Linked DNA regions of Homo sapiens: regions 2 and 3 are each linked to region 1. The links are chromatin loops, found by intact Hi-C in ENCODE. Cell type or tissue: heart left ventricle. All regions are shown on one strand. Region 1 overlaps ADARB1 (adenosine deaminase RNA specific B1). Region 2 overlaps POFUT2 (protein O-fucosyltransferase 2). Region 3 overlaps ADARB1 (adenosine deaminase RNA specific B1).

Region 1 (8,000 bases):
TGCTGTGCTCTGAGCATGACTAAACTAAAAGTAATGAATCCAGACCTTGAAGACTGGTGTGTGTGTAAAAGGCAAGAAGTGAGAAGATTCACGTGTAGATCCAGGACAATCTGAATTTACTTCTGTTCAGTAGTTCCCAAAGGCTTTTTCTACATGGAGGGACTCGGAGTGACACAGCAGCTCCCTCTTGTGGGCAGATTCCCCTGTGTAAGGTGCTGGAGGCTGAGGTTCCAGCCTGCAGCCGCTTGTGATCCTGATATGTCGAGAGTTCTGGAAGACTGATGACTGCTGACCCCCTTCTTAACCTACGCCATCGCCATGCTGGTGGTGGGGATGGGGCTCTTGGCCATTCCTGCCCCTTGGCTGCCCTTCCTTGGTCTGAGGGTACGTGGGTGGCCCTTCGGGTGTGCCAGGAGCTTTGTGCTTTAGTGACCAACAGTCCCCTGATGTGTGAAGGCCCATCAATCCGATTTAAAATAAAACATTTGAAGTCTCTTCAGAGGACGGTGTGAGGATGTCTGCGTTCAGTGATGGAGCTTGGCCTCTGCCTTGCCCCTGATTGAGGCTCTGAGGGTTCAGATACAGTCTCTGCCCACTGCATGTGAACAGCCTGGTGGGTGTGGAGGGGAGGAAGCCTGTGATGATGGTGGCACTGTGAGGAAAGTGGGGATGGAAGGAGGTGTGCCCAGGAGGCAGGGCAGGAGAGTTCATGGATGTAGGGTTGCAGCAAGTCTGGAAAGCTGGGTTTGTTTTCCAGGGAGATGGCATGGGAGGTGGGCACCCCAGGCAGGAGGGGCTCTGGATATGACTCCAGAAGCCTGGTGGGCTGGAGGGGAGGGAGAGGCTGGGCCTGCTGGGGGCAGGAAAAGGGCAGACCTGTGCTTAATTTCAATTTCTATGGGAGTGATGCCCTCAAACTTAGAAGGGCTTTTGATGAGAAGCGATAGAGTATAGCTCTTGCCCTCCTCAGTGGCATCACTGATTTTTTAAAATGCATTTTAGATATTTGTATTTCTATATTAATTAGTATTAGGATTGGCTATAAGTGACAGAGATGCAACATAATAGGAGCTTAACCAAGAGAAAGGGCTGCATCCTGCACTTGCTATTGTTTGATTTATGAACTTTAGACATTAACTGTGCACTGTTAGTTCACATGGAGGAGGATTTAGCTCCGTGACGTTTCTCCAACCTTCTTTTCCTGTATCATTTAGGATTGATTCTGGGTGAAGGTCACAGCATGACTCACAGTATCTTACACACCTTGGATGTATATACGCACTTCTTATGTCGTAAGTAATCCAGAGGGAGGAGTTTGCTAGAGCTAGTCCAGAGTTCAGCCATCTTAGGGCTCTGGGTGAGTATCGCTGCAGTACAGCAGCAGCAGCTTTAGACACCACTTCTGTGTTTAAGGCAGGAACAACTGAGAAGGAGCAGGCCGTGGAGCTCTTGTCTATTCCTTTTGTCAGAGACATTGTGGAAGCCCTCAGCATATTTTCACCTGTCTTTCACCAGAACTGTGTCTTTCTCCTTGGCAAGAAGTGTGTTTTGTGGCCAGCTTTAGTCACAAAAGAGACAGAAAATGAGCCTTTCATTTTTGTGGCACCCTTGGTAGAGGGGTAGGGGAAAGGGCTTCAGGACGAGCACTGGATCAGCTTACCAAGCCTGAAACCACGCCCCCTGCTGGTCATCCTAGAGACTGAGTGGCCCATGTGCTCGTGGCCTGTGGGCCCTGGGCGGCCTCTCAGTTTCCTGCATGGAAGGCAGCAGAAGCACTTATCTGGCCCTCAGCTCCTCGGTGGTGTCAGTTTGTCTGACCTCTGTCAGTTTGTTGTCTTCTTTTTTTTTTTTTTTTAAGACAGAGTCTCGCTCTGTTGCCTAGGCTGGAGTGCAGTGGCACAATCTTGGCTCACTGCAAGCTCCGCCTCTCGGGTTCAAGCGATTCACCTGCCACAGCCTCCTGAGTAGCTGAGACTACAGGCGCATGCCACCATGCCTGGCTAATTTTTGTAGTTTTTGTAGAGACGGGGTTTTGCTGTGTTGCCCAGGCTGGTCTTGAACTCCTGGGCTCAGGTGATCCACCCATCTCAGCCTCCCACTGTGCTGGGATTACAGGCGTGAGTCACTGCTCCCAGCCTTGTTTGTCTTCTGTGTTACCAAAGTAGAAAACTTCTTCTGTTCTGTAACCTTGGTTCAATCAAAGTTCCAAATTCATAAATGGCACTTATATTATTATGACGATTGCTGAAAGTCATGCCACAGTTTAATTTGCTTTATACTTGGATTTGGTATACTTGATTTTTTGGTTCTGTTTTCTCTTTTTCCTGATTTCCTTGATTTTTTTGGTTCCGTTTTCTCTTTCTCCTGGTTTCCTTGATTTTTTGGCTCCGTTTTCTCTTTTTCCCATATTCTTGCCTGGCATGGAGTGGTAGAGCAGAGTGGGGAATGGAGTTGAGTTTGGATCCAGCGGTCGAGCAAGTGTCTCAACTCCCATGCTCAGCTTCCTCCTCTGTCACGTGGGGCAGGGAAGGTGCCTGTCGGGCGCAGCGAGCGTGGTGAGTGGTAGTGTGGGGCCGCGTGCGCCCGTGGGCCCTGAGCATCAGCACTTCTGCCTCTCCGTGTTCTCTTGTTGAGAGGGACCACTGCCTTTCTTATGCTATCGCCAGCCTTTTCCAGCTTATTCATTCTGTTTCTTGGAACCCATTTAATTCATTCTTCTTGAAATATGTGTATTTTCTATTTTATTTCAAATTGAGACTTACCTTTCTTATAGAATTTGTTTTCTTCTGGGATCTCTTGATTTTTTTAAAATTGGATTTACTGAGGTAAAATGTACAGACAATAAAACTCTTTTTTTTTTTTTTTTTTTTTTTTTTTGACACAGAGTTTCGCTCTTGTCACCCAGGCTGGAGTGCAATGGCATGATCTCTACTCACTGCAACCTCTGCCTTCCAGGCTCAAGCGATTCTCCTGCCTCAGCCTCCCTAGTAGCTGGGATTACAGGCGCCCGCCACCATGCCCGGCTAATTTTGTATTTTTAGTAGAGATGGGGTGTTGCCATGTTGGCCAGGCTAGTCTCAAACTCCTGACCTCGGGTGATCCACCCACCTCAACCCAGCCAAAAATCATTCTTCTAAAGTGTGCACTCTAATATATTCTGACAAATGTATGCCAGTGCCACACCACCAAGCAGCTGAGGTAGAGAATATTCTTACCCCAAAAAGTTTCCTCTTACCCCGTGCAGATGTCCTACCCATCAGGGCCCAGGGCGACCTTGTCTGATGTTGATGTCCCATCAGATGGTTTGTATTCAGCAGAGCACCTAGACCAGGCTGTGAGGTACAGGTCCGCCCCTGGCAGCCCATGCCTTGTAGCTTCTGGGTGGCTCCTGGCTTGGTTGCTGTGGTGTGGAGCGTTGAGTGACCTCTGCAGAACAGCAGATGGTGCTGTAGGGCCGCTTCTAAGACTCAGTGGAGGAGGCTCAGTGGCGTTCTGAGCGGTGGCCACCAGGACAAACCTCTTGTCTTTACACCATCTGTGTGTGTGTGCGTGAGTGTATGTGTGTGTGCATTCCAGTGTGCGTCCAGAAGCCAGTTTCCTTCAGAAAGCTTTCTGTTCCCTGGCTTCATTTTTACCATTTAGAGGACCTGTGAAGCAATGAGATGGAATACTTATAGCTGGTTTAATTCAGTGAGTGATCTGAATTGTAAATAAAATTTTATCAAGTAATTTATAAATTTGATATAATAAATTAAGTCTGCGGAAGGGGCTGATTGTGTTATGGAATGAGAAGTTTTGTACATCTTTTGCAATTCTAAAAATTGTGGCCAGGTGTGGTGCTCAAGCCTATAATCCTAGAACTTTGGGAGGCTGAGACAGGAGGATTGCTTAAGCCCAGGAGTTTGAGACCAGTCTGGGTAACATGGTGAACCCCTGTCTGTACAAAAAATAAAAGTAAAAATAAATTAGCCAGGCATGGTGGCACATGCCTGTAGTCCCAGCTACTCGAGAGGCTGAGGTGGGAGAATTGCTTGATCCCAGGAGACGGGTGGCAATGAGCCAAGATTGTGCCAATGCACTCCAGCCTGGGCGACAGAGCGAGACCCTGTCTCAAAAAAAAAAGTTGTGACTTTGCTGTGTAGTCTTTGTGTAACATAATTTTATGATTCTATTGTTTTAAGCTTAATATTCCAAATAGGTAATAATTATGTTAAAATGCAAAAAATTAGCCTATACTCTCATGATCTAAATATGTAGTAGTGGTTTTACAGAATATATTTCAAAGGATTGCCATTCTGTTTTATTTTTAGTAGCCAGTTATAGAAAGCATTATTTTTAAATAATGCCTAAGAATCTTTAAAGAAATACCTGTCAATGTATGTTCCAGTTTAGTATCAAATTTATATTCAGAGCTCATAAGAATTTAAAAAGTTTCCCAGAGTCTGTAAATGGGGATGGAGCTGTCCTTCAAGGGTGATAGTCCCCCTAGGTTTGAGTTGTCCTCTGCTGCTAGCATAGTACCACCTGAGCTACCTGTGGGCCACCTTCACCACCCGTGGGTCCCTCCAGCCACCCCAGGGACACCTTAGCCTCCCTGGGTCGCCTTAGCCACCCCTGGGCCATGTTAGCCACCACAGGATCACCTTAGCATCCCTGGGTCACCTTAGCCACCCCAGGGTCACCTTAGCATCCCTGGGTCGCCTTAGCCACGCCTGGGCCATGTTAACTACCACAGGATCACCTTAGCATCCCTGGGTCGCCTTAGCCACCCCAGGGTCTCCTTAGCCATCCCAGGGCCACCTTAGCCACCTGTGGGTTACCTCAGCCACCAGTGAGTCACCTTAGCTACCCCAGGATCACCTTAGCCATTTGTGGGTCACCTTACCCACCCTTTCACCTTAGTCACTCATGGTCAGCTTAGCTGTTTGTGGGTCACTTAGCCACCCCTGGGCCACTGTAGCCACCTCTGGGTGTCCTTAGCCACCCCCGGGCCACCTTGGCCACTCTGGGTCACCTTGTCTACCCCTGGGTTACCTGAGCCACCCTTGGTCACTGTCTGTGGGTGCTTGCTTGCTTTAAGCCACATTATGCTACTGCAGCTAATTAAGGTCGCTCAATTCAAGTGTCTCCTTTTTTTGGGCTCCTGCCTTCTTTTTGTTTTTCAAATCGAACACCCGCTATACTCATTTGAGAAGTGTAGACTTTGATTTTTAACCCTAAGTTGCATGGTAAAGTCACCTTTAAAGCCAATGGAAAAAGCTTAATTGAATTCATTTGTTTGAAGAAGTAGAGGAATGTTGCAAGTAGACTGAAAGTTATACTTAGTCTGTTCTGTTTGAAACCATTCTCATTCAGAAAACAGAAATGTGTTTATGTAAAGAAATATGTTACTTGACTTAATATTGTAAGGAATCTTAATTGAGAAAATAAGTAGTTGTGTTTTTTCTTTAACTGGGCAGCATTGTAGCGGGGTGGAGTGTGGGTCCCCAGGTTGGAGAGCTCTGGATTTGGAGTGGATCCTAGCACATGGCCACCATGTGACCTTGGGCAGTGACTCAGCCCAGCTGGCTGCCAGGCTGCTCCCCATGAGGTGGTGGGAGCCGTGTGGGATCTGCCTACTGGGTGTGCAGCTGCTGCGGCCTAAGCGGCGTCCTTGCTTGGTCCCCCCATGAACTCAGGGGTGTGGCCTGGCTCCGTCATGTGTTTTGCAGGGGGATCTGAGGGGCCCAGAAGGTAAGAAATTGCCTACGGCCCTTGGCTAATAGAAGAGGGAGCAGGGCTTTGACCAGGGGGACCAGCTAGTGACTCTGTGCTGGTTACTACTTTACCAACACCATGGCCATGCTGCACAGCTGTGCAGCCTCCACCCACAAAGGCCAAAGCTCCAATGGCATCTGCGATGCTTGTAAAACAAGTAGCAGCCGTGTCCAGCCTGCTGCTCTGAAACCTCAGTCTCCTTTACTGAGATTTGATGATGTTTAAATGAGCAAATGCATGTGTAGTGATTGGCAGGTGGCCATCGCTCAGCCGACTTTTCCTGTGCCCTCTGCTTCGGCAGGTGCCCTTCCTGGCTCCCTGCTTCTTCCTCTCCTAACCTCCTGGCACTGTGCTCCTCACTCAGGAATTGCACCCAGCATCACCTCTGCAGGTGAGTCCCACACCTTCCCCCTGCTCTCCAAACTCAGACCCCAAGTCCAGCAGCATCTTCTCTCAGGCATCTATAGACCTCCACAACTTAAGACATCCAAATTCTCATTCCCTTGCCTTGCCATAATCTTCCCATCTCAGCAGCTCCTTCCTTCCAGGCTCTCAGGCTGAAGGTGGCCTATCCTTTCTTTTCTATCCCACATGGCAGCCAGGAGGCCTGTGGGCGGTGCCTTCAGGACATGCCTCTTGTGCCCCTGTCCCCTACTCTGGCCTGAGTGTTCCTTTTAAAACTAGGTCAGAACTAGATTAAAGCCCGTGTCCAAGATGCTGCCACAGTCTCTTGCCACCATATGACTGCCATGTCCTCACTGTGGCCCAGGAGGTCCCATGTGCAGAGCCGCTGGACCTCCGTCTCCTCTCACTCTCTGTTAACTGTGCTGCTGTCAGACTGGCTGCCTGGCTGTTCCTGGGCGGTTTCAGGTGCTGCGGCTACCTAGAACCTTCCATCTTCCTTTCTTCACTCTTCCCAGAAGAGAACACTCTTCCCAGCTGTCTTACGGCCAGCTTCCTCACCACCTCGCTGCAGTCTTTTCCGCAATGGCATCGCCACTACTGCCCTCCCACATCCAGCCATCATCCTAGAATAACAGCCACTGTTGTCCCCTGACACTTGACGGCAGTTCATCTTTTATGACCCCCATTGTCCCCATTGTCAGTTGTCTTTTTTTTTCCTTATTAGAACATAAGCTCCAGGAAAGCAGATGTTAACGTCTTTGTTCACTGATGTATCTCAGGCATTTAGGACAGTACTGGTACATAGTAGATGCTCAGTAAATAGTTAGATGAATGAATATTTGCTACTTTTCTTATTGACAGACATTTCTGAGGTACTTTAATATTACGTTAAGTAATGTTACAATTTCCCATGTGTTGATTTTATGTAAATAATGAGTAAATTACTCTCATAGAGATTTTAGAATTCTAATAAACTCATATTTCCCCTTCTTATAAGAGTAGAAAAATGCTTTTAAGAGTTTTCCTAAATTAATATTCTGGGAACATTAAATTTTAGAACTTTACTCTGAGGGCATAGATAAAAATAAAATTAATTAGATACCAGGAATGTCAGATGCTAAATGGTGTATGGCTATTTGTGACATTCTCCTAGAATTAAACAGTTATTAACTTGCAAAGACATGGCAGCTGAAGTCAGAAATTGATGAACTTTTAAAGTTGGGAAAAAAAGAGCTTTAAGGTATCTTATTAAAATTGTAAACTGTCAGTTTAATCATCATAGAAACCATACCTGATACAGTAAATCGTTGCTATTCTGCTTTGAATTTCTGGATTCTCATGAATCAGACATTCTATTTTTATGTTTCTCTTCAATAATCCTAAAGGTGGAAGAAAGAAATGGGAAGAAAAAGGAAGAGAACCATAGCTACGTTGTGAGGGCATTGCTTCAACTCTGGTAACTTCATGTGAAATGACTACAAAATGAATTAATATGCAGTAAGAGAGCCAGTGCCCCACCAGGGCACCTTTCCACTTGCTGGCACACAGATTTACCACAATTAGGATACTGCTTGTCCTGTCATGCCGGGAGAGTCTAAATTACTCTGACTTTCAAGAAACCAAAAATATGCATTTTTGATGTTAGGAAGATTTACTGTGCATTGGGCTGTGTCATTTGATGAGGAAAAAACCAAATGATCTCTTTATGAAAATGAAGGTAAAATATATGTAAATGCCATTTTAATCTAACTTTTTATATGAATGTAGAACAAATATCAAACAGGATTATACAGTGTGATAGTCAGGAAAGTAGCATGCTTTTGTGTTTTATAGACTAG
Region 2 (8,000 bases), 140 kb after region 1:
AATTGTATACCTAGGAAACCCTAAAGACTCATCCAAAAAGCTCCCAGATCTGATAAATGAATTCAGTAAAGTTTCAGGACACAAAATCAATGTACACAACTCAGTAGCACTGCTACACACCAACAACAACCAAGCTGAGAATCAAACCAAGAACTCAACTCCTTTTACAACAGCTGCAAACAAACAAACAAACAAAAACAACCAAAAAAACCCACAAAACTTGATCTCTACAAGGAAAATTACAAAACACTGCTGAAAGAATTCATAGACAACAAAAACTAATGGAAATACATCCCATGCTCATGGATGGGTAGAATCAATATTGTGAAAATGACCATACTACAAAAGCAATCTATCAGTGCAATTCCCATCAAAATGCCATCATCATTCTTCACAGAACTAGAAAAAACAAAAACCTAAAATTCATATGGAACCAAAACAGAGCCTACATAGCCAAAGCAAAACTACTAAGCAAAAAGTACAAATCTGGAAGTACACAATACTCAACTTCAAACTATCCTACAAGGCTATAGTTACCAAAACAGCATGGTACCGCTATAAAAATAGGTACCTAGACCAGTGGAGCAGAAGAGAACCCAGAAATAAAGCCAAATACTTACAGCCAACTGATCTTCGACAAAGCAAACAAAAACATAAAGTGGGGAAAGGACATTCTATTCAAAAATGGTGTGGGGATATTGGCAGCCCACATGTAGAAGAATGAAACTGGATCATCAACTCAAGGTGGATTAAAGACTTAAATCTAAGACCTGAAATCATAAAAATTCTAGACGATAACATCAGAAAAACTCTTCTAGACACTGGCTTAGGCAAAGAGTTCCTGACCAAGAACCCAAAGCAAATGCAACAAAAACAAACATTAATAGATAGGGCATAATTAAACTAAAAAGCTTCTGCACGGCAAAAGAAACAATCAGCGAACAGCTCCCAGAGTGGGAGGAAATACTTGCACACTTTGCATCCGACCAAGGACTAATATCCAGAATCTACAAGGAAATGAAACAGATCAGCATGAAAAAACAAATAATCCCATCAAAACATAGGCTAGGGACAGGAATAGACAATTCTCAAGATACACAAATGGCCAACAAACGTATGAAAAAATGCTTAACTTCACTAATGATCAGGGAAATGCAAATGAAAACCACAACAGGATACTACCTTACTCCTGCAAGAATGGCCATAATTTAAAAACCCAAAAATAATGGATGTCGGCACGGATGCAGTGAAAGGGATACTGCGACACTCCTGGTGGGAATGTCAACTAGTACAACCATTGTGGAAAACAGTGTGGAGATTCCTTAAAGAGCTAAAAGTAGAACTACCATTTGATCCAGCAATCCCACTGCTGGGTATCTACCCAGAGGAAAAGAAGCCACTATATGAAAAAGACACTTGCATATGCATGTTTATAGCAGCACAATCCACAGCTGCAAAAACATGGAACCGGCCTGAATGCCCATTGACCAATGAGTGGATAAAGAAAATGTGGTACATCAGCCATAACAAGGAACGAAATGAATGCATTTGCAGCAACCTGGATGGAGCTGGAGACCATTATTCTAAGTGAAGTAACTCAGGAATGGAAAACCAAATATTGTATGTTCTCACGGGAACTAAGCTATGAGGATGTAAAGGCATAAGAATGACACAATGGACTTTGGGGACTCGAGGGGAAGAGTGGAGGGGGTGAGGGATAAAAGACTACACATTGGGGACAGTGTACACTGCTCGGGTGATGGGTGTACCAAAATCTCAGAAACTACCACTTTATCCATGTAACCAAACACCACCTGCTCCCCAAAAATGATTAAGGCTAAAAAAAAAAAATGATAAAATAAGCCAGGCACAGTGGCTCACGCCTGTAATCCCAGCACTCTGGGAGGCCAAGGCGGGTGGATTACTTGAGGTCAGGAGTTTGAGACCAGCCTGGCCAACATGGGAAAATCCTGTCTGTACTCAAAATACAAAAATTAGCCGGGTGCGGTGGCACGCGCCTGTGATCCCAGCTACTCGGGAGGCTGAGGCAGGAGAATTGCTTGAACCCGGGAGGCAGAGGTTGCAGTGAGCTGAGATCGTGTCACTGCACTCCGGCCTGGGCGACAGAGTGAGACTCTGTCTCAAAACGAAAACAAAAACAAATTAATTAAATAAAATTAAAAATAAAATTAAAAAGAATAAAAAAAAAACACTGAAAAGAAACACAAGTGGGATAAAAATGAAAAAAAATCTTCTATATTTTTTCCCCAGTAAAAACTGTCCAAGTAACTTAATTATTGCTGGAACAATGAATGCTATTCCACTTGGAAATAGCTCAAATACCCCATAAAGAACAAGCGAGTAAAATGGCACTTCTATGAAAGTTTTGTTTAAAAAACGCTAAAAACAGACACTGAAAATGCTTAAAAACAATATCAAGTTGAAAAAGCAACACATTTGTTGAAATTACATCACAGAAAAACTCAAACTTTCAGAAAACACTTAAAAATATATACAAAGAATAAGAAAAGGATGATTCTAGACCAAAACAGCACTGATGGTGCTTTTGGGTGAGTCCAGGTGAACGCTGCTTTTTTCTCTTTATCAATCAAGTCAAGAGGGAAAAAGGCCGAACGTGCCTCTGACCACCTCGAGCTCCTGCTTCCGCGCTCCTGGCCTTGCCGCGCTCTGAGAACACCTTTGAGTCCGCTGGGCCTGCCATGACTGCCCGTGTTACTAAAGGTAAAGCCAGGCCGAGTGACTCCCTGAGTCTGCACATGACGAGGGCCCCAGGGTCCCGGCGCCTCCCGAGAGCAGGTCATTACTGTGACTCACATTCCAGAGAGGCGCCGAGGCATCCACGCCCACAGACACGCCAACCCTGCTGTGACTTTACATGGAAGGCCTGAGTGTGGGGCATCTCCAGAGAGACTTTACCTTTTCTCTAATTAACAAAAGGGAGGGGGGCTACCTTCATCTTCATCCAGTCCTCCTGGAAGGGGATCCTGTCTGCGTCGTCCGTGGAGTTGAGATGTCTGCTCCTGAACTCGTCTCCCACCTCCCGCAGGTGCCTGGCAAACACCATGCTGCGACGGGTCTGTGGAAACGGCGACGGCTCGGCTGAGAACACGCCCGCCCGCCACGCAGCCCTCCCGGAGCGGGTTCTCCTGTCGCTGCCACCACCCACCCCCGCAGCTGGAACAAGCCCCTCAGACACGTCATCCACGGTCGCCTGAGAAGCAGCGCCATCCACGGTGGAGGCTCTTGGAGGGTCTCCTGCATGAAGCCAACGCAGGGCAAGCCGCCCACCCCTGCCGGCTCTGCCAGCCCCTGCCGTGGGAAGCTGCGGCACACACTGGGCTCAGCTGGCCGTTGCCCCTGGCTGGCACAACTGTGTGCAGCTCCTTCCCCTCAGTCTCTCCCCAACTCGACTTCTAGCTTAGGCGGTTAGCACATCCTGCTTTGCCAAACGGGGTGGGACTGACCTGCACAAAGTCCCACGTGAGCAGGGACTGTGTCTCCTGCAGGCAGGTTCCGGCTTTACAAGCTGCTGCCCTGGTGAACACGTCAGCAGGCCTGCTGTGTCCACGGGAGGGGGCAGCCACTTCCCGCCCTCTGCTCCCACTCACTCACAGAACCAGGGGTGGCTATGGGAAGTCACCCCATCAATGCGGAAATCAACGCCAACGGAAAAGACCCGCTGCAGAGAATAGTCCCACCTTTCAAAGCTAAAGAGAGGAGAAAGGAGGGGTCTACGTTCCAGCCACTGACGGAGTCACTGACTCCGGGGCTGACTCCAGGGCGCTGCCACCGCATTCAGGGCCTGTGGCATCAGAGGGGAGAGCTGGGTGGCCCTGCGGGCTCCCGAGGACCTGGCTCTGCAGCCACGTGAGGCTTGGGGGTGGCACAGTCACCGCAGTTGCCCAAATCCATGGCTTAAAATGATGGTTTTAATCAGCAAGGTTCAAAAAGAGCTGTCGACTGTTTTAAATTTTCAAAAGCTAAATAATGGGCAACATACACTAACTGAGAAAAACGCTCCCGAGGAAACACTCACATCCCAGTATTCTTTCCCTCCATAGTGGTCGTGAAGTAGGTTCTCGGCTCTGTCTAACATCACGGACCTGTTTTTAAACAACAGAAGAATAAACAGTTATAAGAGTTAAGGATGATGACATTCACACTCTCAGAGCACAAACTGGGAGAACCCCGGGCCGAGGAAGCAGAGACCAAGTCTCCGAGGGACACTAACCAGGGCGCGTTGGGTGGTTATGGCTGAGACACAGGCAGGCTGCTGTCTGGCCTCCACACCACGGTTCTGAGAGGGCTTTAATGCCTACTGTCAACGAACAGAATGACATCAGAGAAAAGTATCTCCTAATTTGAGGAGTGTATTTGACAGTGGGCAAAAGGCTTGGAATCCAGGATCCACCGACGGCTATGGCAAGCTGCAGGCGTGCCTGAGGAGGGGAGGGTGGGGGAAGGTTTTCTTTGACAAAAAGGAGAGGTTCACATAAGCTGCCTGGAAACAAATTCACTGACTCGAGCTCAAAGCCGGAGCTGCATCTGTTCCGTGGTAGAGACGCCATTCCTGGGCAGGCATTCTTTCCACAGCGTCTCGTCCGAATTACTGCAACCCTTGTCCGGTGGCAAACCTAGTCCCAGGAACACGGGCACACGACTGAAGCAGCGGCTGTGAAAGGTGAGGTGCGTGAAGCACGTGAGGAACGTCCTGGGGTTATTTCAGAGAGCCCTCCAGCTGGCCTTTATCTCAGACTCGCAGGCAGGTGCCTCCTCCTCAGTGCCTTCCTTGCTCCAGTTTGGGTCTGACAAGTCATCCTGGTGCCTGTGACTGTCACGTTACCTAATTCCACGTGGGAAGTGCCTCTCCTATTCCAGCCATTGAGCCAACCGTCTCACCAAACTCCCCCCAGGGCTCTTGATGCAAAATAAAAACGAAACACACAAAATGGACCGTGAGCAAATAGACCTGAATATTGGGGTGGTAAAGGCTGGAATACAAAAACGCAGAAATTTTTAAGGAAAAATAAAAATTTTAATTTTGGCCAGGCGCAGTGGCTCACGCCTCTAATCCCAGCACTTTGGGAGGCCAAGGTGGGCGGATCACGAGGTCAGGAGATCGAGACCATCCTGGCTAAGACGGTGAAACCCCGTCTCTACTAAAAATACAAAAAAATTAGCCGGGCGCGGTGGTGCATGCCACAAGTAGCCCCAGCTACTTGGGAGGCTGAGACAGGAGAATCGCTTGAACCCAGGAGACTGAGGTTGCAGTGAGCCGAGATCGCGCCACTGCACTCCAGCCTGGGCAACAGAGCAAGACTCAGTCTCAAAAAAAATACAAAAAACAAACAAACAAAAAAATGTAATCTCTACAGAGAAAAAATGAGCAACATATCTAAGTTGGCATTTTATAGAATAACATTTCAAAAGGCTTTTAAAGTGTAGTTTTACTCTGAAATCAAAGAAACACACACGAACAGAGCAAGGATTCCACATTTTGCTACTGGATCCACACAGATGGAAGCTCTCGGCCCTCGTGGCTGCCTGGGAACCAGCCGTGCACGGCCACTGCGGGGACTCTGAGGACTGCACCAAGGGCACACCCAGCCATCCTCTTCTGGGTGGCATCCTACAGTTTTACGCCCTCATGGTTCACACAAAGACTCTTCTACAGAAACCTGGAAACAACCAAAAGCCACATTTTCTTCCATCTGTACACAGACAACTGCAAAAGAACGAGGTGATGTCCATGTGTCGTAATACCCAGGTGAATGGCTGGGTGGGAAGAAAGGGCAAACTGAAAACCGCATGGAGAGGGCACGTGTGGTGATTCCACGTGTGTTTCAAAAGATGGCTGCATGCACAGGCGGCCATGTGAGGCGATTTCTGGAGAGATGGGTGTAGCTGGATTCAGTGGGTGCCTCCGGCCCTGCTTCTAATGCCGTTTTAAGGGCTTTTTATGAAATGCAATACTGCACTTCAAGACGCACATTCCACACGGGCGCGGGTAGAGGACATTCCGCACGGGCACAGGTAGACAAACTGCTCCAAAATGAACACGGTGCAGCCCCCACCCGGGTGGAGGAACAAGGAGGAAGAAAGCGCTTCACACACTTGCTCTGCCCCGTCCTCAGGGGCCTCCCCGGCATCCTCCCATCTCTCCCTCCGATGCACGGGACTGTCTTTGACCTTCATGCACATGGAACATGACTACATTTATCTTTTTCTTTTTTTTTACTGGGCATTATATCTTGATTTCTCTTTGTTGAACACGGCAGCAGGTTGCCCATCTTCAGCTGTGGATCTACCACACTCTATCCAGTGCGTGGCTGAGGGGTGCACGTGTTTTCCTGGTCCGGGGAGGCTATGAACGTTCCTGGGCAGGGGTCTGCGGGTGCATGTCCCGCATTCAGGGTGCACTGGGTTCCCAGGGTTTTACCAGATTCTTGCTCCAGGAGCAGCCTTTGAGCCCCTGCAGGCCTGTCCTCCCGACAGCGGTTGGTTTCCCGAGCATGACAGCAATGGGGGCACCTGCTCGCATTAACAGCAGCTGTCCTTACTCCTGAATCGCATGGATCCTGTGTTGGACTCACCTCACCCCAGGCTGCCCGTCCCTCACTCGCTGAGTTTCGTCTCAATTGCACGGATCCCGTCTTGGACTCGCCTCACCCCAGGCTGCCTGTCCCTCACTCGCTGGGTTTCGTCTCAATTGCACGGATCCCGTCTTGGACTCGCCTCACCCCAGGCTGCCCGTCCCTCACTCGCTGAGTTTCGTCTCCTGTATCCCAGAGAGTCCTTAGTTTATCAAATGTGCTGCAGGACCTCCCTCTCTGAGGCCTGTCTCCATTTTTCTAATGGACAAAAGTTCTTGATTTTAAAGTAACTGGCTTTACCAATCTTTCTTTTTTGGTCCATGCTTTTCCCATCTTGTTGAAGAAAGCTTTCTGCCCCACGGTGGTGAGGCTCCTCTCCTGACGGCTTGATAGCTTCACCTTCCCATTAGGGCTTTAACCCCCGGAAGAGACTTTCCCTGGGTGCTGGGGGCAGATGACCTCACCGCCCATCATCAGCCTCCTTTTCCACTGCGCCTTTTCCCCCTGCTCCCCGGCAGAAGCGTTTCTCCTAAATCAGGACCATCTAGTTGGAAGCCCCCTCTGGGCTCAGCTCCATTCTAACCTGTAAATGTGAGTCAAAAAAACTGACTGGCAAGACTGTTCCACAGGCCCCAAACGTAGGCAGACTGGCTTCCAAAACCCGAATATTGTCATGAAATGAACCCAGTCCCAGGACAACATTAAAGCTGCATCTCAACAACCAAAACAATTCAGCCTAGCTCCCTCCACAACCTCTGAGTTCTGTCTGCAACAGCCGGGCTGGCTGAGCAGCAGACACGCGGGCCTGTGATGGAGCCACCTGCCTTCACAAAGGCCCAGAGCAGCTGAGACCATGTGGTCCCGGCCCGCTGGGGCCAGCGGCAGCTGTTACTGACCAGGGTGATACCGAGCCAGCTGTGATGTGCAACAGGATCGTGGCTGATGGCCTCTAGAGGCACACACAGGGCACGACAGCAGACAAGGCAGCCTCAACGTGGGCAAGTGCGAGGGGCACCCGTGCCCTGCTATGCCTGGTCTATGGGAGACGCTCACAGTGCCTGCTGGGGGATTCAGAAGACCCAAGGGAGGTGACGGAGAGGGTCCCAGTCTGCAGCAAGTTCTAAGAACGTGGCCATCAACAATTCCCTCCAGAGTTTACGACATCATCAGGTACTGACTTGTCTGCAACCCCAGCCTCCTGGGTGGACCCTCGAGGCCCAGCTCACCAGGCCGGCGACCACTTGAGGCAGACGCATGGCCAAAGGTGGCTGCATGATCCTCCCCAGACCCGTGAGGCAGAAAACAGATCAAACAGTGGGTGTTGGGTGTGGGGAGGGGGGAGGTACTGGTAAAAGCTGCCCAAGTGCTACAAATCGAGAACAGTCT
Region 3 (8,000 bases), 58 kb after region 1:
TGGAAGAGTTCTTCATAGATTTATCAGATATGTCTTTTGCAAATATTTTCTCCTAGTCTGTGGCTTGTCTTTTCACTCCCTTGTCTTTCACAGAGTAGAACTTTTTAATTTTAATAAAGTCTAGCAAATCAGTTATTTCTGTCATAGATTGTGCCTTTGATGTTACATCTGAAAAGTCATCACCAAACCCAAGATCATCTAGATTTTCTTCTGTGTTATCTTCTAGGAATTTTATAGTTTTGCATTTTACATTTAGGTTGTGACCTACTTTGAGTTAATTTTTGTGAAGGGTGTAAAACCTATGCCTAGATTCTTTTTTTTTTTTTCTGCATGTTTATGTCCATTGGTTCTAGCACTGTTTGTAGAAAATACTACCTTTTGTCCATTTCATTGTCTTTGCTCTTTTGTCAAAGATCAGTTGACTGTATTTATGTAGGTCTGTTTCTAGACTTTTTATTCTGTCCCATTGATCTATTTGTGTATTCTTTCACCAATACCATGCTGTCCTGATTACTCTAGTATAGTAAGTCTTTAAGTCAGGTAATGTTAGTATTACAGCTTCATTATATTCCTTCAATACTGTGTTTGCTCTTCTGGATTTCCCTTTTTATATCAGCCTTAGGAACAGTTCATCAATATCTACAAAATAACTTGTTGAAATATTGATTGGGATTGTGTTGAATCTCTATGTCAAGTTGGACAGAACCAACGCTGAGTCTTCCTAGCCATAAATATGGAATATCCATTTATTTAGTTCTTTGATTTCTTTCTTTGGAATTTTATAGTTTTACTTATACAGATCTTGTACATACTTTGTCAAATTTATACCTAAATATTTCAGTTTTGGGGGTGTTAGTGTAAATGATGTTGTGTTTTTAATTTCCAATTCTGCTGTTCATTGCTGGTCACAGTTAATTTTTGACCAAGGCACAAAGGCAATTCAGTGGAGAAAGAATAGTCTTTTCAACAGTGATGCTGAAATAAGTGGATATCCCTGTGCAGAAAAAAAAAAAGCAAAAAAAATCAAGCAACCAAACAAATGGACTTCACTTATATTTTGCACCTTATACAAAATGAATTTGTAATGGGCCATAGACCTAAATGCATAAAAATTCTGGAAACAGGAGATAATGTTTGTGACATTGAGTTAGGCAAGTTTTTAGCTACACTAAAAAAGACTTTCCATAAAAGGAAAAAAACTGTCAAAGTTTAAAAATTACTTCTTTCAAAAAGCACTGTTTAAACAGTGAGAAATAAACTGACAAACAGGGAGAAAATGTTTGCAAATCATATATCTAATAAACGATTGGTATCCACAATCCACTGTTACTCTCAAAACGCAACAAGGGGAAAATAGTTTTTAAAATGGGCAAAATGTTTGAATGGACACTTCACCAAAAAAAGATACACAAATGTGAAATAAGCACATGAAAAGCTGGTCAACACCATTAGTCACTGATGAAATGCAAAGGAGATGCCACAACACATCTCTTGGAGTGGCTGAAATTAAAAAGACTGGCCAAACCAAATGTTGACAGTGATATGGAGGAACTGGTACTGTCATCCACTGTGGCTAGGTATGTAAATAGAACAATCACTTTTAAAGACAGTTTGACACAGCCAGGCACGGTGGCTCATGCTTTTAATTCCAGCACTTTGGGCCAAGGCAGATGGATCGCTTGAGGTCAGGAGTTCGAAACCAGCCTGGCCAACATGACGAAACCCCATCTCTACTAAAAATACAAGTATTAGCCAGGCATGGAATCCCGTCTACTCTGGAGGTTGAGGCAGAAGAATCACTCAAACCCAGGAGGCGGAGGTTGCAGTGAGCTGAGATTGCGCCACTGCACTCCAGCTTGGGCATCAGAATAAGACTCAAAACAAAACAAAGAGAGTTTGACAGTTCCTTAAAAAGTTACAGATATGGCCAGGCGTGGTGGCTCACGCCTGTAATCCCAACTCTTTGGGAGGCCGAGGCGGGTGGATCACAAGGTCAGGAGTTCAAAACCAGCCTGGCCAGTATGGTGAAACCCTGTCTCTACTAAAAATACAAAAATTAGCCGGGCATGGTGGCACACACCTGTAGTCCCAGCTACTCAGGAGGCTGAGGCAGGAGTATCGCTTAAACCTGGGAGGTAGAGGTTGTGGTGAGCTGAGATCACGCCACTGCGCTCCAGCCTGGGGAACAGAGCAAGACTCTGTCTCAAAAAAAAAAAAAAAAAGTTACAGATATGCCTGCCATGTAGCCTAGCCATTTCACTCCTAGTGGTTTACCAAAGAGAAATGAAAGCGTATGTCCACGCAGACTTGTAAATGAATGTTTGTAGGACTTTCTTTGTAATAGACAAAATAGTCAAAAACTGGAAGCAATCCACGCAGCCATCAACCGGTAAATAGATAGAACAGACGGTGGCATATCCATGCAGTGGAGTACTACTGGGTGAAAAAAAGAACAGTGATACACACTACAGCATAGAGAAATCTCAAAATAATTACGCAGAGTGAAAGAAGCCAGATGAAAAAGAGGAATTACCATACAGTCCCATTTGTATATATCTCGGGAGAATGCAGACTAAGCTGCAGTGGCAGAAAGCAGGTCAGTTATTGCCTAGTGGGGACAGAACGAGATGTAAGGAGACAGGAGGTTTGGGGAGTGAGGTCACATGGGTACATACAAATGTCAAAACTTACCACAGTGTCCCTTTAAGCGTGTGCAGTTTATTGTATGTCAGTTGTACCGCAGTAACTCCAGGGGAAGAAATCACATGAGAAAATGCTTATATAAGTAAATGACAGAAAGCACCACAACTATATGAATTAGAAAAATTCAAATAAGTTAGAAGGATGCAAACAGTAAAGTTAAGAGCAGAAATTAGTTTTGTAAGCAACAAAGATGTAGCAGTGAGCAGTAACAAAGCCTCTAAGATGTCAGTACTTAGAGCAGGCAGGTTGATTAAAGTCAACAGAACCGGTGAGGCTGATCAAGAAGACAGAAGGCACTACCAAAACGTATCTGGAATGAAAACACGGATATCCTTCAGGGTCCAGCAGAGATTGCTACAGTGGAGAGTCCTAGACACTTCAGCACTGATAGGTTTTAAAACTGAGACAAAATAGAACATTTTCTAGAAAAGTGTACATTGCTAAAAGTGACTTAAGCATATGCAGAAAATTGGAATAGAACTCTGCCTATTAAATTAAATCACACACACACACACACACACACATACACACACACACAGAGAATAAATTAAGAAAATAGAAGGAAGGAGAGTCTGTGGAGAGAGGGGAAGTGGTTGGCCCAGACAACATTGAGTGAGTTCTAGACATCGTTTGTGGGATGATGATCCCCATTTTATGTAATATTTTCCAAGGATAGAAAAGTAGGGAAGAATTCTGCAGCTCATTGTGTGGCTCATAACTCAAAGGTTACTACAACCTTTATCTCCACACCAGACAAGGACAGTAAAGGAAAACAAAACAACAACATGTCATGGAAATACACATTTATACACTTACATTATCTTTAAAAATTTAGCAAGCCAAATTCTATTTTATATTTTTTAAAGCTTCATTAATTCCTCTTAAATCTATCATTTCAATGTGATTTTAATAAAAATCTTATTTTTTCATAGTACTTAAAAGTTGAATCCCAACATGGCAATAGAAAACTAACAATATAAAACCATAGTAATCAAAAGTGAGTGGTAATTTTCGGCAGAACAGTGGCACAACATACAATCTGAAAAGACCTGCAGACCCATGGGGCAGCACTGGTGATCAGGCCTGCCTGTGTTTAAAAGAAAATGTAAACTAGATGGAGGCTTGTCTCTCTCACAGAAAATTAAGTCCAAAAATAGGTGGCCCAGAGAAGCTCTGGTGGCTCCATGGTCTGGAGCCTGATCCCTCTTTGTCCCGCACCATCTAAGAGGTCTCTTCTGAGTTCAGGGTCTTCATAATCCCTAGAGCTGACGAAATCCCTGAGTACCCAGTCTGAATTCCAGGCACAGGGACACTTCAGCCAGCTCAGCTCATCATCCAGAGCTCAGGCACAGGGCTCCACTCGCTATGGGGCAGCTGGGGTGGCCGGGCTTACACACTCAGCCACCTGGAAGAGGACTGGGGCTCTGTCATGCAGGAGGAAGGGAAGAAAGGCAGGGCTGCAGCCAGCAGTCTGTGCTAGACGTGGTGCTCGCAGAAGACATGGACAAAGTAGCCAACGACCAGTCCTGGAGAAACAGGCTGTCTGTGCAGAGAAGCAGCCCACCATACACTATCCAAAGCACATGCTAGGACAGTTAAGGACCTGAGTATGCAGAGCAGTGCCTGGCAGTTGCAGGGTTCTTCAGTAAGGCACAGAAAACCCCAATTATAAAGAAAAGTGAATAAATTTGACTAAATTAAAATTTCAGGAATTATTTACTATAACCCACATATTTGGAAAAGAAAAGCCACATATTGGGAAGAGATTTCTGATGTCTCATGTGACCAACAAAGGATTCGACTTGGTTACAGGCTGACTCCTGCACCTGCATAGCACAAAGCCATCCATTTGGAGGATCCTTGCTGGGGCGTGGGGATGTCACACACATAAATGCAGGAGTCGGGGCTCATGGACCTGAACCCTTCAGATCCAAGCCTTTTATTATATAGTAATTAGACTTTACCTCAAGGAAGAAACAAACACAAGCTGATAGAACCTAGCATGGGTGGGCCAAGAAATAGCAAATGGCCAGAAAAGTTGCCCGGAAAGAGCCCTGGTGGCCAAAATGATGCCAGTTGGCTGCAGCTGTGTCCCTGCTCTGGGAGAGTTGAGAGTGGGGAGCAGCCACCTTGGAGGGCCAGGTGGATGGGGCTGGGTGAGGCTGAACTGTTCCCCTTACACAGGACACAGTGACAGGCAGAGGGCCCAGGGCCATGGTAGGTTGGGGGTGGGGTGGGAGCCACAGCACTGCCATTGGAGGTCACCAGGGTGTCCATCCCACTGGCAGGCAGTTTGGCGGTGAATGCAGCCCCAGAGAGTTGTCCACAAGACCATGGGGTGAGAGGCTCCCATGGGGTTGGCCACCCCACGGTGATTATGTTGGCGCGGGAGCCGTGGGAAGGAACGAGAGTCTTGGTTCAGATGACCTCGGCCTGTGTCCTCAGCTGCACAGAGCTGTGGGAACAAACAAGACCATCCAGAGGAGGACCAGCAGCCTGTCTATTCAGAGTCGGCTATGGCAAGGGGGCCAGAGCACTGTGTTGGGCAGACTCAAAGGCACGCACAGGAAGGGGGATGGCTTTATTGTAGGGAAAGGGGGAGGCTTTGGGTATGTTCTGATGGAGGTAGGGGAAGCCAAGATGGGCTCTGCAGAAGGTGGCCTCCCGTGCAGCTGCTTGAAGAACCCAGGGGCATCTCTGGCTGGTCCTGGGTTGAAAGCAGGAAGGAATGGGCGTGGGGCAACCACTAGGAAGCTGTAGTCCTTCCTGAAAGCCTGGCTGACTGGGCCGAGTGCTGTGGAGGCTGTGGTTTGGGTCAGAGTAGTTCTCCTGCCCTGTGTGGTCTGGCCGACGTCTGTCTGCAGCTCAGTCTCTCAGGCCGGGCCCTTTACTGAATCAGGGGACAGATCAGATGATAGCAGTCTGGACTCTGTTCCTAAAGAAATGGCACAAGGAAAATGAAAGACGAAGAAGGCCAGGCACAGATGCCTAGACCCGGGTGCACTGAGCCGAGGCCATGCTGTGAGAGTGGGGACACCTGTAGGTTCCTTGGGTGTCAGCCAAACACACTTCATGGCACGCTGTGAGTGGGCACCTCCCATGGGGTCCGCAGGACAGGTGGCTGTGGACATGTAGTGGGTATCTCTAGGAGACGTCCTGCCTGCAGTCTTGGCAGAGCTTTACTTGTTTTATTTGCATGGACGCTGACTGTGTCTGACACCCTCTCGCTGGCGCTAGGCGATTTCATCCTGATGAAGTTTGTCCCAGCTGTCCTTTGTGAGGTGCATTAGTGGAAGCTGGTGCCACACCATTTCCCACCCAGGGCCTCTGCAGAGCTGTAGACACTCTTGGAATTCTCTTTCAAAGCATACGTTCAGAATTAATGACTCCTAACAAATGAAGGTTTCTGCAGGATCACTGCTTTAAAGTTTGCCCAGAAGACCTAATTCAGCTTAAAGATGCTGAGTCCATAGAGGCTTCTAATCTGTAGAAGAAAGGGGCCTGTGTTTCTTAGAGGTATTGAATCATTTCATGCTTTTTCTGTAAGTTAGGGAAACCTTCATTTTCATTTCCATTTTGGAAGGTGGAAGGAATGTGTCATAGGAATTGGAGGATTTGTCCATTCGACACATATTTATTGATCTTCTGTATGTGCCAGGTACATATTGTAAGTGCTGGGATAGGTCAGTAAAGAAAGCAGACAGAAACCTCTTCCTGCACTGGGGTAGGATGGGAGCAGAGAGTCCAACATGGATCTGTAAATTATGTGGAAGTCAGAATGGGGTTGGAGGGCTTGGGCGGCAGGGAAGGGAGACCTCAGGCAGCAGGTAAGCAAAAGGCTTGAGTGGCTGGGAAGGGAGGCCTCCCTCAGAACGGCTTTTGTACAGGGACCTAAAGTGGGGGCAGCCATGGCTGCCTCTGGGATTGGTGTTCCAGCTGGTGGACCTGTGGACAGAAGCTTTGGGCAAGCAGCAAGGAGGTCCCTGAGGGTGGCCAGAAGCTTGGGGACAGGTGCAGGGTGAGAGGTGACAGGGCTGGGGGATCTGGCCGGAGGACTGCTGGCATTTTCTTGGGAGCCACTGGACTGTTTTGTGCCAGGGAATGGCCTGTGCTGGCCCACGTGTTCACAGGGGTCAAGAGGAGAGGGCTTGGGGCAGGCACCGGGTTCCCCTTAGGAGAGGGCGTCATGACACAGGCAGGGGGGCATGACTTGACCCATGGCGTAGCAGTGGCAGTGGCCAGAAGTCAGGTCCTATATCTCTTCCAAAAGTGGATCCCAGGTGATCTGCTGATGACTGCTGTGACAGGGATGAGCAGGGTGAGGGTGACCCCAGAGTGGGGACTGAGCAGCTGGAGGTCAGTGCTGGGGCATATCCAGAATGAGGCGTAAACAGGTGAGGTTGGCGGCTGTTTGTCATGTGCTGCCTACCCCACTTGCCAGCTCTGCCCTGCTAGGTTCTTGAGGGGGCATGGAGTGGCCCTGAGACTTCAGGCCTCCAAATACAACTGTGGGCATTGTCAGGCAGAGGCTGTGCCACGGAGTGAGTGACAGAGGGGGGATATATGGAGGCTGGTTCCAGTCTGGGCGTCAGCCTCCTCCAGTCTCAAGTCCTGCCACATCCGCAGATCTAAGCCCGAATGTTTCTCATCTGCCCTGGCCTCCCTGTCCCCACACTGCCCAGTCGACCTTCATTTCTGACCTGTACTGCTGAGCGTCTTCCCCTGCAGCGTGTGCTGAGCATCTTCCCCTGCAGTGCGTGCCACACTGTGCTGAGCGTCTAACCCTGCAGCGCGTGCCACACTGTGCTGAGCATCTTCCCCTGCAGCCTGTGCCACACTGTGCTGAGCGTCTTCCCCTGCAGCCTGTGCCACACTGTGCTGAGCGTCTTCCCCTGAAGCGCATGCCACACTGTGCTGAGCGTCTAACCCTGCAGCGCGTGCCACACTGTGCTGAGCGTCTTCCCTTGCAGCCTGTGCCACACTGTGCTGAGCGTCTTCCCCTGCAGCGTGTGCCACACTGCTGAGCGTGTAACCCTGCAGCGCGTGCCACACTGCTGACGCCACTTCGTAAAATGCGCATGCGCCAGCCCCTCCCCTGAGACACTCCATGAAATTAGATTGGGCCACTCCAGAGGCCTCTCTCTGCCATCTGAATACCGCCCCCTCCCTCATCAAGCTCCTGGCTGCTTAGGGGCCCCTGCCCTGCCCCTCTGCCCTGGCTGCCCTTGCTGCTGTCCTGTGTCCCCTGCCCCCCAGGCTGGGACATGCGTTCCTCCCTCAGCCTCACAGCCCCCTCC

What was found. A loop is a pair of places that touch in the nucleus more often than their neighbours do. Peaks named below come from ENCODE experiments on the same cell type or tissue, not always from the same donor. Only the 100,000 strongest peaks of a DNase experiment are listed, where the experiment ranks them.
Region 2: it touches region 1 in a loop (2.7-fold over the local background); 41 of 110 quality-filtered maps call a loop at or near these places.
Region 3: a loop joins it to region 1, with 5 times the contacts of the local background. A loop is called at or near these places in 7 of 110 quality-filtered maps.

The regions. Positions count from the first base shown.
Region 1 is chr21:45,137,084-45,145,083 of GRCh38, forward strand. The region is part of intron 2 of ADARB1 (adenosine deaminase RNA specific B1); the gene reads left to right. Among named protein-coding and RNA genes, the nearest start is that of ADARB1, 67 kb to the left of the region's middle. RefSeq lists an enhancer at 1,591-1,885. In heart left ventricle, CTCF peaks have their summits at 187 (motif pointing left), 398, 1,687 (motif pointing left) and 3,445; DNase peaks (open chromatin) are centred at 208, 1,698 and 3,448.
Region 2 is chr21:45,274,046-45,282,045 of GRCh38, forward strand. POFUT2 (protein O-fucosyltransferase 2) reads right to left here. Exons shown (of 9, transcript NM_133635.6): 5 at 4,058-4,124; 6 at 2,972-3,097. Among named protein-coding and RNA genes, the nearest start is that of POFUT2, 9.8 kb to the right of the region's middle. RefSeq lists an enhancer at 5,516-6,715. In heart left ventricle, no CTCF peak of the experiment used is centred here; DNase peaks (open chromatin) are centred at 3,184 and 7,866.
Region 3 is chr21:45,195,295-45,203,294 of GRCh38, forward strand. All of the region lies in intron 8 of ADARB1 (adenosine deaminase RNA specific B1), which reads left to right. Among named protein-coding and RNA genes, the nearest start is that of LINC00334, 35 kb to the right of the region's middle. RefSeq lists an enhancer at 7,533-8,000. In heart left ventricle, no CTCF peak of the experiment used is centred here; a DNase peak (open chromatin) is centred at 4,937.